Regions from separate parts of the Homo sapiens genome. Here all the other regions are linked to region 2. Evidence: chromatin loops called from intact Hi-C (ENCODE). Cell type or tissue: PC-9. All regions are shown on one strand.

Region 1 (5,000 bases), 65 kb before region 2:
AGACCAGCCTGGCCAACATGGTGAAACCCCATCTCTACTAAAAATACAAAAATTAGCCAGGTGTGGTAGGGCATGCCTGTAATCCCAGCTACTCAGGGAGGCTGAGGCAGAAAAATCACTTGAACCTGGGAGGCAGAGATTGCAGTGCGCTGAAATCGTGCCACTGCACTCCAGCCTGGGTGACAGAGCAAGACTCTGTCTCAAAAAATAAAAAAAAAATCTTAATAATTTTTGATTCTGCATTTGTATTTTTATGTGGCCCCACAAACTGTGTGATAGTTTTTCTCCTTGTCGCCTCATGTTTTCCCCAGCGATTCTGCTGTTTCTTTTCTGTTTCCCTCCAAAATCTTCTAAGGACCTAGGCTTTTGAGAAACAGAAGCCAAAACAGTGCACAGGCAAATTCTGCTTCCTCTCTGCCTCTTGTCTCCCACAAGACAAGAGAATATAGGTCAGCTTCCTCCTGAATGGACAGAAAAGGAAAAGGGAAAAACAGAGGGAATTAAACAAAGTTAACATCTGATGATGTTTCCCAGCCTCTCTTCCTCTTTCCTTCCACACACAAATTGAAAACCATCTGAGTGTTCTCTGGAGCCTGGCAGTGTCCCCACTGAGTGAAGACCCCTGGGCCAAGATACCAGGTTAGCATTTACCCTAGAGGCAGGGCAGAAGGCCTCTTTGCCTGGTCACACTGTGCAGGGAATGTCTCGGGCGTCCTCAGGTGCACCAGGGGTTTGTCTTGGCAATGTGGCCCTGATGTGCCCCTCCACTCTGCTCCCACGGCTGGCTTTCCTAAGAGAGAGGATGCCTGGTGTGAGTGGGGGAAGGGGGCGGTGAGCCTCCCCTCCAGCTTCTCCCTCCAGGCAGGAGTTAGCAGCAGCCTGAGGCTTGAAGGTGCCACCCAGTAGCCCAGAGTATGAGCTGGACTCACATGTGAGATCAGCTAGTCCAACTCCCAAGCTTTTGTCTTTTTAATCCGTATTTCTTTTTCTTTTTCTTTTTCTTTTTCTTTTTTTTAAGACAGGGTCTCGCTCTGTCACCCAGGCTGGAGTGCAGTGGTGTGATCTCAGCTCACTACAACCTCTGCCTCTCTGGTTGAAGAGATTCTCGTGCTTCAGCTTCCTGAGTAGCTGGGATTACAACAGCATGCCACTATGCCTGGCTAATTTTTGTATTTTTAGTAGAGATGGAGTTTTGCCATGTTGTCCAGGGTGGTCTCGAACTCTTGACCTCAAGTGATCCACCCGCCTCGACCTCCCACCTCCAAAAGTGCTGGGATTAGAGGCATGAGCCACCATGCCTGGCCTATATTCACTTTTGATAATGATACTAAAAGCCTCACAGACACTGGACATTCTGGCTCAGAGATGGAGTGTCGTTGTCCTTCCGCTGAAAAAGCTATAGCTACCTAAGACGATGAGTCAAGATTTATTTTCTGTGATTTAAATTATGAGTATTATTTTGAAAGCTTTCAAATGTAAAATGATAATAGCGCATAGATTGTAACTACACAGGCCTCTCTGCCCCACCCCTCTTAGGGGACCTGCTTTCCTGTCCCTCTCACTCTCATTGGCCCAACTGAGGTGAAGAATCATTGATCTGATCCTTTATTTTACCAGCTGGGGAGGAGGGGTGCAGAGGAGCTTATGAAGGACCCGACAGAGGTCACGAAGCTGATTAGTGGCCAGAGTTGGGCCGTCACCCTGCTGTGGAGAGCTGCCCTCCGTGTCTCTGTCTCTGTTTTTCAGGGCCCCAATTGTAAACACAATAGGCAGGACGAATGGTTTGTATGACTTGCTGTCTCCTGGCAGATGTTCGGTTAAGCTATGAAAAGCATGGATGATTGGCAGTTTCCATGGTGATAGATTTGCTAAGGATTAGCTCCGAGTGAGTCATGGCTGGGGTTCCCTCCAACACCATCCTCTTCTGGAACAAGAGAACCTCCAGACTGTGGCGAGGAGAGAGTTTTGATGAACAAACCCTTCTGTCCCCAGCCCCCCATCCTCCTGACAGAGATATGATGGTTAAGTTACTTCAGATATTTTATCCCAAGGGCAGGCAGCTTCCTGGGAAGAGCGGCTGGAGATTCGGTCTGGTGCTCCTCTGGATTTAGGAAGCTGTCCCCCTGCCCCCTCACTGCACTCTTCTCCATTACACCCTGTGCTGGTGGCTGCAGGGGTGGAGTGGGGGGAGCTTGGAGTGGATGCTGTACTTGCTTTGCTTCTTAAAGTGCATTCCTTCTCAAAGTGCATTCCTTCTCCAAGCTCCACTACCAAACTTTCCCTGAGAAGCAGACATCTCCTCTCCAGGGTTTCACACATACCATGTGGATGCAGCCACTCCAGGGATCCAGGAACACGATTCACAGAGGAACTAGGAAATGGAAATTCACTGAAAAGAATATCAGTCATGTGAAGTCCTGTAACCCTTGTTCCCAGATTCTAAACTCTTACTGGAAGGGATAAGGGCCTCTTTGGCCACAGCCAACACATGGGCCTGTGGTTGACCACACCCAGCACGAAAAAATGTGGTAGGAAACCTACAGCCTTTACTGAAATGTCCACAGTCACCTTCCTTTTCAAGAACCCAGCTATTTCTGTGATGCCCTTTGACCTCCCTGGGCCTGACTCCTCTCTCCTGCTCATGTACACACCCTGGGAAGCTCTGGGAATTTGCTGGGCCCTCCAATTGGCTGGCTGTCTCCAGGCCCCTCAGCCCGGCTGTTAGTGCTCACCCCTCCTCTGGCCTACTTCCCCCATTCCCCCCTCCTAGGCGTCCCCTGGGTCTCCTCACAAGTTATGTGTCTTGTGAGTGAGAGGACAAGAACCTGCTGGATCAGAATGGGGTTCCCATGTTTAAGGACTAGAGAGCCCCAAGTAGGGACAGTCTGAAGATGGGGGCTCACTCCACTCCCTTCATTCTGATGGACTTATGGGCAGAAACAGGAGACAAGAAGGAAGCTTTGGCTGGGTGCAGTGGCTCAAGCCTGTAGTCCCAGCTACTCGGGAGGCTGAGGCAGGAAAATTGCTTGAACCTGGGAGGCAGAGGTTGCGGTGAGCCAAGATTGCATCACTGCACTCCAGCCTGGGTGTCAGAGTGAGACCCTGTCTTAAAAAAAAAAAAAAAAAAGGCCGGGCGCGGTGGCTCACGCCTGTAATCCCAGCACTTTGGGAGGCCGAGGCGGGCGGATCACGAGGTCAGGAGATCGAGACCATCCCGGCTAAAACGGTGAAACCCCGTCTCTACTAAAAATACAAAAAATTAGCCGGGCGTAGTGGCGGGCGCCTGTAGTCCCAGCTACTTGGGAGGCTGAGGCAGGAGAATGGCGTGAACCCGGGAGGCGGAGCTTGCAGTGAGCCGAGATCCCGCCACTGCACTCCAGCCTGGGCGACAGAGCGAGACTCCGTCTCAAAAAAAAAAAAAAATAAAAATAAGCTTAGGCCGGGCACGGTGGCTCATGCCTGTAATCCCAGCACTTTGGGAGGTTGGCGGGCAGATCACGAGGTCAAGAGATCAAGACCATCCTGGCCAACATGGTGAAACCCTGTCTCTACTAAAAATACAAAAATTAGCCAAGCATGGTACATGCCTGTAGTCCCAGCTACTCTGGAGGCTGAGGCAGGAGAATCACTTGAGCCCGGGAGGTGGAGGTTGCAGTGAGCCAAGATCACACCACTGCACTCCAATCTGGCGACAAAGTGATATTCCGTCTCAAAAAAAAAAGTTTTATAATTATTATACATGTCTATTTTTTGTAATTTTATTTATGGAATTAATTTATAATTGTTTTATCAAAATAATTATACATATCAACAGTTTTTATCAAAACAATTATAAATATCGACAATACTTATTATCATTACAATAACCTATTATGTCAGCCACTAAGCACTTTATGTATAGTTTTCTGTTTAAACTTCTCCACAGCCTGACTGGTTCCATCAGACACAGGGCTGCCATGAAGTGGTTGAAGCCTGGGCTTCAAGGTCCCTCACTTGCGTGAGCTCCTTCCAAAGCCTTGTTCCTAATTTTATATTCATAATTTTGTACTTTCAAAAAAATTTCAGGCCGCATGGAACCTAGATCCTCCCACAGGTTCTATTATTTACCCATTTTACAGATGAGGAAACAAAGATTTAGAGAGGTTATTTCCCCAACATCTCCCAGCCAGTAAGCGGTAAACCCCGTTGCTTCCCATAAAGAGAGAACACATAATGTTGGTGCCGCCCCTCATCCAGAAGCCAATAAATCTTGCCTGGGTCCTGGAGTTGGAAAGTTGCATTATTTGACACTGTCTGTCCCAGCAGCATCTCTAAAACATTGAGAGGGAGGGAAACTCACAAGTTTTGCTCCAAGAACAGAGCAAGACAGGTTTAGAGATTTCTGCAGGAACAGCTGAACAAACCAACCAACAAGCCAGGTATGGGAAAGGAATGGGGTTTGGAAATCAGAAGGAAGGTAAAGAGAGGCAGACCAGTCTTTAGGAATCTGAGGGATTTCTGAGTAAGGAGCAGAGCCCATCTCTCCTGGGTGAGCATTTATTTAGCACCTACAAGGTGCCAGCCACTGTGCTAGGTGCTTATGAATATCTGTTCCAACTTCACCACAGTCCTGCAAAGCAAACAGTATAATCCCCATTTACAGGTGAGGAAAGCAGGGCTCAGAGCCACATTGCCACCAAACAGTAATAGATCCCTTTTTTCAGTTAAAAAAAAAAAGGCAGCAGATGAGACTTGGGCACGTTAGTGCATGTGTAGTCTACCTTCATAAGAAAGAAAAATAAAGTTATGAACTTAGAAAACAGGCAGCAGAGAAACGATTAAGCTATAAATGGAAAGAAAAAGTTGAAGAGTTTCTGAGGACACAGATTTGGATTGAAAAGTCCCCAGGAGGAATCTTGGAAGTTCCTTGAGAAAGAGTAAGTAGTCCTTTATGAACTAACAGGAACCTGAAAAGCCTAGAAAAACTGTTGGGATTTTCTTTTCCTACTAATCTTCATTTT
Region 2 (5,000 bases):
GCTCACAAAGAATCTGTGGGCTGGCTGCTCGAGGTCTCCCCTTGTAGAAACCATCCGGGTGAGGCCTGAGGAAACAACACATTTCACGGCATGAGCCTCAGGACACAAGGTTTGTTTTGGGTGGATGGGGAGGAAGAACTTGGGTGGGAGGGTGCCCTGCCTATCTTCACCAGTGTGTGGACTCCAACAGCCCGCATAAACTAACAGATGATCCATGCTGGCGGAGAGTGAAGAGTCTTAGATTGGCTCTGATGGTCAGCAGACATGGAGTCCTGTCTCCTGCCCACTCTCGTCAGATCCTTGCTATATGAGGTTGGGCAGTGTAAGGTAGAGGATGGGGCACTGGCTGGTGTCTGAAGACAGGTCCAGACCTGGCCTTCTGTGCATCCTCTGTGCATCCTCTGTGGGTTTTTCCTCTGTGGGTTTTTCCTCTGTGCATCCTCGGTGCATCCTCGGTGGGGTTTTCTGTTGCTCATCTAGACCAGGAGCCCCCAACTAATGCGAGCCACCTGGAAGGGGAAAAACATGGCACAGGCCACATGTTCCCACTTGCTCATGTGAAATATAGACCTTTGGAGATTGGACATTTTGAGACATTTCTCTTTTGTGGCCCACAGTGGATCAGGGATTCGGGAGCTCTCATGTCTAATGAAAGTCAAAAGTTCAAAATTTTAAAACAGATAAGAGCATCACATTGTTGCTGTTAATTTTTTCTTTAATAAGAGAAATAAATACATTATTATTATTATTTAACAGGGTCTTGCTGTGTTGCCCAGGCTGGAGTGCAGTTGCATGATCATGGCTCACTGTAACCTTGAACTCTTGGACTCAAGCGATCCTGCCTCAGCCTCCAAAGTAGCTGAGACTACAGGTGCATGCCACCATGCCTGACTAATTTTTATTTCATTTTAGTTTTGTAGAGACAGGGTCTCACTATGTTTCCCAGGCTAGTCTTGAACTCCCGGGCTCTAGCAATCCTCTTGCTTAAGCCTCCCAAAGCATTAGGATTATAGGCATGAGTCACCACACCTGGTCATTATTTTTTGCATGACACCTTAAAAATTTTTTTCCTCATATCCATCATCTCATTTGATTGTTACAGTTACCCTGTGAGGTAGTAATGCCTACCAATGACAGGCATTACCGTTCATATTTTACAGATAAGAAAACTGAGACTCACTGAGGTTAACTGATTGGCCTAAAGTTGTAGAACTAGAGAATAGAGAAGCCAGAAGGAAGACTCGTGTTCTGTCTCGTACTCCAGAGCCCTTTTATGAAAACATCCCACTTGGCCATCCCCATCTTTCCAAATGGAAATAGTTTTCTTTGTTCTTTCCTGATTATAACAGTAATACATGCCATCAAAAGACACATACATGAATTTTAACAGCAGCCTATTTGTAACAGCTGCAAATGGAAACTACCCTAATACCTATTAACAACTGAAGAGAAATTGCGGGATAGCCCCACAATGGCCACCACCTCACAAAGACAATGAAGAGTCCATGCCTACATGCAACAAAGAGCGTGAAGTCCTGAACAGTAGAAGCTAGACACAAACTAATCCATATGACTGCATTTCACTTCCATAACATACAAAACCAGGGATTTGGTCTTTTATCAAAGACAGGAGTCCATGCTGAGAGAAGTGAGGGCAGTGGTGACGCATGTGGGGGAGAATATTGAAAGGCAACATAAGCAAGTTTTAGTCCAAGATGTGGCTACACAAGTGTGTTCAGTGAGTGAGATTCTTGGAGCTCTGCATGGCATTTCATGGGCACTTTTTCACGGGCATTGATATGGTTTGGCTTTGTCCCCACCCAAATCTCTTCTTGAATGGTAGCTCTCATAATCCCCATGTGTCATGGGAGGGACCTGGTGGGAGGTAATTGAATCATGGGGGTGGGTTTTTCCATGCTGTTCTCATGATAGTGAGTAAGTCTCACGAGAGCTGATGGTTTTATAAAGGGCAGTTCGCCTGCACACACTCTCTTGCCTGCGGCCATGTAAGATGTGACTTTGCTTCTCCTTTGCCTTCTGCCATGAATGTGAGGCCTCCCTAGCCATGTGGAACGGTGAGTTCATTAAACCTCTTTTTCTTTATAAATTACCCAGTCTCATGAACTTCTTCACAGCAGGATGAAAATGGACTAATATAGGCATCGTATTTTAATAAACAGTTTTAAAGAATTACACATACTCTTATAAGAAATTCAGACAACACTAAAGAATACAAACATTTTTCAATCAATTTTAGAACTAAACACCAGAGAATGTGAAAGTCTATTCCACCAACCTAAGAAAAATGTATCTAGTTCTGTATCAACAGTCACTTAAGGAGAAGAAACAGAAGAGGGAAGGAGAAAAAAATGGGGATGAATTGATTGGAAGTAAGGCAGACTGATGGAGAGGTAGAGGAGTGGCTAGGCTGGGAAGCACTTGGTGACACAAAGGGAGACTTGAAGAATAGAGACTGAGAGACCCAGAAACAGACTCAAGAAGAGATACCTGCGAACAGAGAGTGACAGCAGAAAAGCCAACAGAATGAGGGCCCAGGGGGCTGGAGAGGAAGAAGAACACATCCAGACTCACAGAGGGAGTGAGGTAGAGAGGCGTGTGGATATTGCACCCGACTGTCAACCTGGACTGTGTGGGGAGAGGAAATCATTGCTGCTTTTTGAAAGTCAGGGGAGCTTTGCAGTCATGTGGAAACACTGCATTTCCAGTGACTCCATCAGAGCCTGGCGCTTGGGACATGTTCAGCAAATATTTGTTGAGTGAGTGACTGATGAACAGATGATTGAAAACTCAGGTCCCTCTGCCCACAATGGGAGCTCCACCTCTAGACTTTCTGCTCCTTCCCTGGGGCCCTGGACACTCTGCCCAATGTTGTGGCATCCCAGGAATTTCCCTGCTTGCTGTGGGGAGGATGTTTCACACTGGAAGGTTTTGCAAAATAGGACTGCTTTATCAGAATCCTGTTGCACCGGAGAATGTTCCTGGCTCATTGATGTTTACAGTGTGTAACCACTTTTATCAAAGGAATGTTGTTTGGAATGGAATGGTCCTCTCAGATGGGCAGACAAGAAACGGAAGGTCATTTGAGGACCTGCCCCAAGCTGTGTTAAGTTGGAGCTCCGGGTTGCTGTGTATGATGTTTGGGAGCCTGGCCAGCCCATGAGCAACCCTTCCTCCCTGGAGGAGGTTCCAGCCAGTTTTCAGAGGAATTGCAGTGTTTACATTCTCACCTTGGACCTGCAAGGCAAACACCCCCGGAGCTCAGCACTGGTGGGTGGAGAAGCAGCAAGGGCTCCCTATGCCCGGGGTCCAGCAAAGAGGTCAATGCAGCCTGGACAAAATGACACTGGTCCTGACATTCCAGAAAGGAGAGAATAAGGCTTCTTCTGGGGGGTTAAAAATAGGGAGATGGGTTTATTCCTTTCGTTCTTTGGTGAAAATCCCAATGCACCTGCTTCTTGGAGCTCTGAACAAAATAGTGCAGATGTAGCCCATGTGCCATGGAGGGCTGGAATTCTGCTCTTCTGTGACATCTCTGGTGCTGTGGGGCCAGCTCTGCAGCTCCTGTCTTCAAGAGTTCTTCATGTACCTTGGGGCAGAGAAAGGGACTGAATGGGAGGCAGAGATGGAGGCTGAGGCAGGAAGGGAGGAAGAGTCAAGAGAGGTCACAAGGTTCTGTTCTTGTGGGAGGGAAACCTGCCCTGCAGCAGGAGAGGGCTGGGGTGCCCCAGCTCTGCCCAAGGATGCCGGTCAGCAGAGAGGAGCAAGTGGGAGAGCAGCTGATGCCGCAGCATACTCTCACTATTGGTTTATCTTCACCAGTCCCCATGGGCCCGTGACAGCGCTGGGCATGCTCGGACATTTCTCTCCCTCTCTACAACCATTTCTAAATGTCTTAATGATAATGGATAGAATTATGTCTCCCCAAAAGATATGTTCAAGCCCTAACTTCTGGTATCTGTGAATGTGACCTTATTTGAAAATAGCGTCTTTGCAGATGTGAATAAAATAAGATCAGACTGGATTATAAGGGGTCCTAAATCCAGTAACAGCGTCTTTCTAAGAAGACCATGTGAAGACAGACACACACAGTGGGAAGAAGACCACATGATGATTGAGGCAGGGGCTACAAGCCAAGGAACAGCAAGCATTGCCAACCACCGCCAAAGCTAGGAAGAGGCAAGGAAGAGCTCTCTCCTGGAGCCTTCAGAGGGAGCATGGTTCCGCTGACATCTTGATTTCAGAATTCCAGCCTCCACAACAGTGACAGGATACATTTCTGTTGTTTTAGGCCACCCAGTTTGTGGGACTTTGTTACAGCAGCTCTAGGAAAAGAATACATTGGTGTTTCTCAAAATTTCAAATCCCTCAGGCCCGCCCCTACATTCCCTCCACTCACAGCAAGTAGCCTCTCTTACAAGTCAAGTCCCCTACTTTACCAAGAAAACTGAAGTCCCCAGAGGGAAGTCCAGGCCCTGCAGTGCCCCACGCTCTCCTCTTTTCCTCCTCCCAGGCCAGTCTGTCCACCTGGGCTACGGAGTCCATCCCCTCCTGCTTCTCAGAAACCTTATCCCATCACCTTTGACTTTCTCCCTCCCACACAGACCATTTTCACGTCCAAATGTTCCCCCTAAAAACAAGAACTCCCCTCTACTCATTCCCCTGTACTTACTGTCCCAGCTCACTCTCCCCCTTCAGAGCCAAACTCTCTTGAAAAGTTATCTCCACCAGCTCGGCTTCCTCAGCTCTCGCTCCTCCCACTGTTCTCCATGTGGATTCTGCTCTGAACACTCCTCTGAAGTCACTTTTGTTATGATCACCAGTGACTTCTATGTTGCTAAAACGAATGGCTATTTTCAGTCTTCACCTCACTTGACCTTTCGGCAGGATTGCACACTGTGAGCCAGGATCTCCTTCCCTTTGCTGGGGTGATGTAACCTTCTCCTGGGTTTTCTCCTATCTCTCAGTGGCTCCTTTCCAGT
Region 3 (5,000 bases), 53 kb before region 2:
GTTTCTGTACATCATCTTCGTCTTCCTCCTGGGCGCCATCTGCACTCGAGAGGCCCTTCGCTATGACTTCCTGATAGCGGAAAAGGTGAGTGAGGCCTGCGCTACTCCAAGGGCTCAGTCTGCCGGAGTCATTTATTTGTTCTCACCAACAAATGGCCACCTTCCCCTTGCAGTACTGTCTGGGAATCCATATAGTCTTTTTAAAATTTAATTAATTTATTTTTTGAGACAGGGTCTCACTCTGTTGCCTAGGCTGGAGTGCAGTGTTGCAATCTCAGCCCACTGTAGCCTCAACCTTCCAGGCTCAAGCAATTCTCCTGTCTCAGACCGCCAGGTAGCTGGGACTACAGGGGCATGCCCTCATGCTGGGCTAATTTTTTTTTTAATTTTTTGGTAGAGATGAGGTCTCACCATGTTGCCCAGGCTGGTCTTAAACTCCTGGCCTCAAGTGATCCTCCCACCTTGACCTCCCAAAGTGCTGAGATTACAGGCGTGAGCCACCACGCCCAGCCTTCATATAGTCTCTAGCCCAGGACTGAAGTGTTGGGTTGTGGTGGGGAAGAGACATGATGGAAAAGGTACAGGCCCTGCTTAGGGATTTCTAGAAACAGATAATGATGCCCAGAGGGATTCACAAATATGAGGGGCTAGATAATGGGGACATCTCTTCCTGTCAAAAATCAGGACAGAAACAGAAGAATCTGCTCACCCCAAATTCCCAGTTAAGCAAGTGCCTCACTTTTGCTAATAGCTTCACCTTCCACAATGAATCAAATGTGCTGCTCAGAAGTGGCAAGTGGAGAAGGAGGCTGGACAGGCAGACGTGGAGGGAGCGGGCGGAAGCCCAGTGCCAGGGTGAGGGCCGAGGCCCTCCTTGTCCCTCAGGTCCTTGACCCCTTTGGCTTTCCTGAGAGTCTCAGACATTCTGGGTTGATTTGGCTGCAACATCTTTGTTTCTAGAGTCTGCACCCTGCCAGGAGAAGATTAATGAATTCCTGGCATTGGCTGGAGGTCATCTGACATCAAGGACATTTATTTGGCATCCTAGAAGCCACATGAATAAGATTTCCAGATATTTTTCTGGAAATCCCCAAAAACTCCCACCCTCCTTTAAGTTCTTGGAGAAAAAGTAGACCCTGAGATTCCCATCATTTTTCAGAGAAATGTAGTTGGTTAGGGAGTTTTTCTGTGAACTCCTGAGTATCACTGCTTATATTTTATGTATTTTAAATTTTAATATTTTAATTTTAACTTTTTAAAGACAGGGTCTCACTCTGTCACCCAGGCTAGAGTACAGTGACGTGAACATGGCTCATTACAGCCTCAACTTCCAGGGCTCAGGTGATTCTCCCACCTCAGCCTCCCAAGTAGCCAGGACTACAGACATGCACCACCACACCCAGCTATTTTTTTTTTTTTTTCAATTTTTTGTAGAGACGGGGTTTCGCCATGTTGCTCAGGCTGGTCTCAAACTCCTGGCTTTGAGTGATCCTCCCACCTCAGCCTTCCAAAGTGCTGGGATTACAGGCATGAGCCCCTATATTTTAGGATAGACTACCATTTTCTCTTGGTGTGAGGCTTTGCAAAGCAGCCCTGCTGGTCTTAATGGAGGGCCAGTGCCTGGGGCAACCTGGGGCAGGAAACTCTGAATTTTCTTTTGAGAGATATGTTTGAGCTTGGTTTTCACATTAGCACAGGTTTCTTTTTAAGGCTTGTAGGCACCCATGCAAAGGTGATTATTTGTTTTCAAGGGTCTTGCCCTTAGTATAAAAGCAGATTTTTTGGAAGGCAGTACAGTTCAGTTAGTGAGAGAACTGATACCCACTTTCCAGTACCCAAGGTCACAGACCCCCAGGTGGCAAGGTTTGCTCTCAGGGCAGGAATCTATAGCCCTCATTTGTATCTACATGCATGCTTCCGTCTGAAGTTTCACTCCCAAGGGCCTGTTCTCTAGTTGTGGAATGAAAAGCTTGGCTGCATTACAGGAATTGAAGGCCTCAGGGAGCAGACTGGGTGAGGCTGGTTTGACCGAGGGAAATGCTTCCTGCTCATCTGCAGCTTGCCAGTGGCTGACCAGCTCTGCCTGCTTCTAAAGTTCCTTTCTCATGCTTTCCTTCACAGAGGTCCTTCCACCCTTTAGGGACTCTGATCTGATTATCCCCTGGGCCGCAGCTCTCCTCCCTCCTCTCCTTCCCCTGTTTTTCAAGGGAATGATCAGAGTAGGTATATGGGAGGGCAGGCAGCTTTGTATCTAAGGAAGGCCACAAACAGCAGTAGGGTAAAAACAGCCCAGAGACAGCACATGAGAGCCTTTGTGGGTGGAAATCCCACACCTAATGATAGGCACACAAACCGGGGGAGCCTCCTGTGGAATGCCACCTGTCCCGACAATGAGCAGGTAGGCAAGCACTTAGCCAGCTGGGGGCACCTGCTTCATCAGGCCCAGCAATGACACTTGGGAATGTAATTATGCACACACTGGGATGAAATGTGGAGATTTAGTTTTCGGAGAGGACAAGAGACCATTCCCTGGAAGAGACCATTGTAAAGCCTATAAAGGAACAAAGCTACTGCTCTTGGTTCTCAGTAGAAATGGGCAGGTGCAGCAAGTCAGTAAGCAGTGATGGAACCGACCCTGATGACTTCAAAATAGCAGCACCTGGGTCTTCTGGTTCCCACTACCCACCCCCTAAAGGGGACCACACAGGAGTTTCCTCCCACACCTTTTCTGCTTTCCTGCTCACTGGTGTCGCTCCTTGGGACTGACTCCGCTGCAGTAGCAGGTACCGTGCTCAGGCAGTAGATTGGGCCACAGATGTTTTTACTGGCAGTACCTGGAGAATGGGAGGGTGCAACCTACACTGGTTGGGAGGTGCAAGGGCGGAGTTTCTTTACTTTGGTCACTTGACACAACCGGCCACCCTGATAACCTGTTCACCTCAGCTTCCTGTCTTACTTGTGGCTTCAGTTCTGAGCCGGCGCATCTCTGAGCTTTCCTGGGCCTGAAAAAAGGCCTCTTCTGTATGTGTGCCCCGCGCATCACCTCTGGACACTGAGACAGGGTGGGTCTCTGACATACTCTCCTTGGCGCTCGTTCACAAGCAGCTCCCAAATGCACTCCTCTCTCTCGGGGGCTTTCTGCCAGAACAATTATCTTCAATGGCTGCAGGCTGCCCTGGATTCCTTTCTACTGATCTGCAGCTGGTCAGTTAATCTGTTTCTTTCTGGGTTTCCTGCAGCTTCTCTGATCTATTTCTAATTATTTGGCTTCTCAACTCACAGTTTCTCTAAGAAGCGTCTTTTTACTTTTTTTTTTTGTTTGTTTTTCTTGAGATGGAGTTTTGCTCTTGTTGCCCAAGCTGGAGTGCAATGGCATGATCTCAGCTCACTGCAACCTCCACCTCCCAGGTTCAAGTGATTCTCCTGCTTCAGCCCCCCAAGTAGCTGGGATTACAGGCACATGCCACCATGCCTGGCTAATTTTTTGTATTTTTAGTAGAAACGGGGTTTCACCATGTTAGCCAGGCTGGTCTCGAACTCCTGACCTCAGGTGATCCACCCGCCTCAGTCTCCCAAAGTGCTGGGATTACAGGGATGAGCTACTGCGCCCGGCGACGTCTTTTTACTTTTTATCCCCACTGCAGAGGAACTTTCTCCCAGCTCTCAGGTGTATGTGTGTTCTTAAACATCTTGTATACAGTGGTGGCTCTGAGATAACCCATGAAAGCATGTAGTAGGTGCTAATTATAATACATTTTACCTGGCACATAGCAGATGCTAACTAAATTTTAACTCCCTTCCACACTCCTTATGGGCATACCCTTACAGATCAAGACATTTATTTTAGGAACACATTTTCTCCCCACAAATCCACCATATTTAATAGAAAAGCCAGAACAGTCAATCTCAGTATTATTTAGTTAGAAAAGGAATTGTATAAACAGTGTTAGTTGGGGTGAAATTAAATAGATTAAATGTTTCAGAATAAACTCGTATACAGTCCAGGAAACAGATGTTTATTACAAATAAAAAAGGCCAAATACCTTAGGAGCCCTGGGGCTTGCTAACTAGCAAAATAAGAGCAATCTAAGAAGGAAAAATATCCCAAAAGTATTATTGTTAAGACTAGGGAATCTGGGTGGTTCATGCCTGTAATCCCAGCACTTTGGGAGGGCGTGGCGGGCAGATCACTTGAGGTCAGGAGTTCAAGACCAGCCTGGCCAACACAGTGAAACCCCCATCTCCACCAAAAAATACAAAAATATGCCAGGCGTGGTGGTGCATGCCTGTAGTTCCAGCTACTCGAGAGGCTGAGGCAAGAGAATCGCTAGAACCCAGGAGGCGGAGGTTGCAGTGAGCCAAGATCGTGCCACTGCACTCCAGCCTGGGCAACAGTGCGAAACTCTGTCTCAAAAATACAAAACCCCCCTAAAACTGGGTAATCCCACAGAGCAAACTCTGATTCCTGGATTTAATAGTCATGGTTTCACATATTCAAGAGGGACCTTGGAAGCTCATGACACAAGCTGTACAGGGAAGATGGGGATGGGACAGCGCTGGTAACTGGGGAGTGAGCCTAGTGGGCCACTCAGCACCTGGGAGTGGGCCAGCCTGAGTGTCCTCTGCCCTCCATCGTGGACACAGTCCTGCCTCTCAGGAAGGGAAGCAGACTAGGTCTCATTATGGAAAATGGCTCTCAAGTGAGAGGTAAAACTTGACTGAAAGTTGAGATGTTGATCAATTCATGGAGCGTGGAGATGTTAGGAAACTCATGACTCTAGAAATGAGATGTGGGAGGAAAAAAAGCGTTGTTGAGACTCGGCCTTATTAATACACTTGGGATTGTAAAGGTTTTTAGGGTGCACTCCCCAGTTATGTCAGGGGTCACCGCAATTAGATGAGACAGAATGAGCGCCTTGCAAATGACTTTAAATCCAGTCCTTTGAGAGAAGAGAGCAGCCAATGAATGAGCAGAGTCCCTCAATGACCGAAGCTCAAGT

What was found. Peaks named below come from ENCODE experiments on the same cell type or tissue, not always from the same donor. Only the 100,000 strongest peaks of a DNase experiment are listed, where the experiment ranks them.
Region 1: a loop joins it to region 2, with 7 times the contacts of the local background. A loop is called at or near these places in 33 of 110 quality-filtered maps.
Region 3: a loop joins it to region 2, with 7 times the contacts of the local background. A loop is called at or near these places in 35 of 110 quality-filtered maps.

The regions. Positions count from the first base shown.
Region 1 is chr3:125,126,607-125,131,606 of GRCh38, reverse strand. The region is part of intron 6 of SLC12A8 (solute carrier family 12 member 8); the gene reads left to right. Among named protein-coding and RNA genes, the nearest start is that of MIR5092, 22 kb to the left of the region's middle. In PC-9, no CTCF peak of the experiment used is centred here; DNase peaks (open chromatin) are centred at 1,876 and 2,446; H3K27ac peaks cover 2,775 bases.
Region 2 is chr3:125,061,214-125,066,213 of GRCh38, reverse strand. It overlaps DAGARR (differentiation and growth arrest related lncRNA), which reads right to left and starts at 4,803. Exons shown (of 2, transcript XR_007096044.1): 1 at 4,691-4,803; 2 at 2,141-4,343. In PC-9, no CTCF peak of the experiment used is centred here; a DNase peak (open chromatin) is centred at 2,933; H3K4me3 peaks cover 428 bases; H3K27ac peaks cover 1,206 bases.
Region 3 is chr3:125,113,854-125,118,853 of GRCh38, reverse strand. SLC12A8 (solute carrier family 12 member 8) reads left to right here. Exons shown (of 14, transcript NM_024628.6): 8 at 1-85. Among named protein-coding and RNA genes, the nearest start is that of MIR5092, 35 kb to the left of the region's middle. In PC-9, no CTCF peak of the experiment used is centred here; a DNase peak (open chromatin) is centred at 1,993; H3K27ac peaks cover 1,287 bases.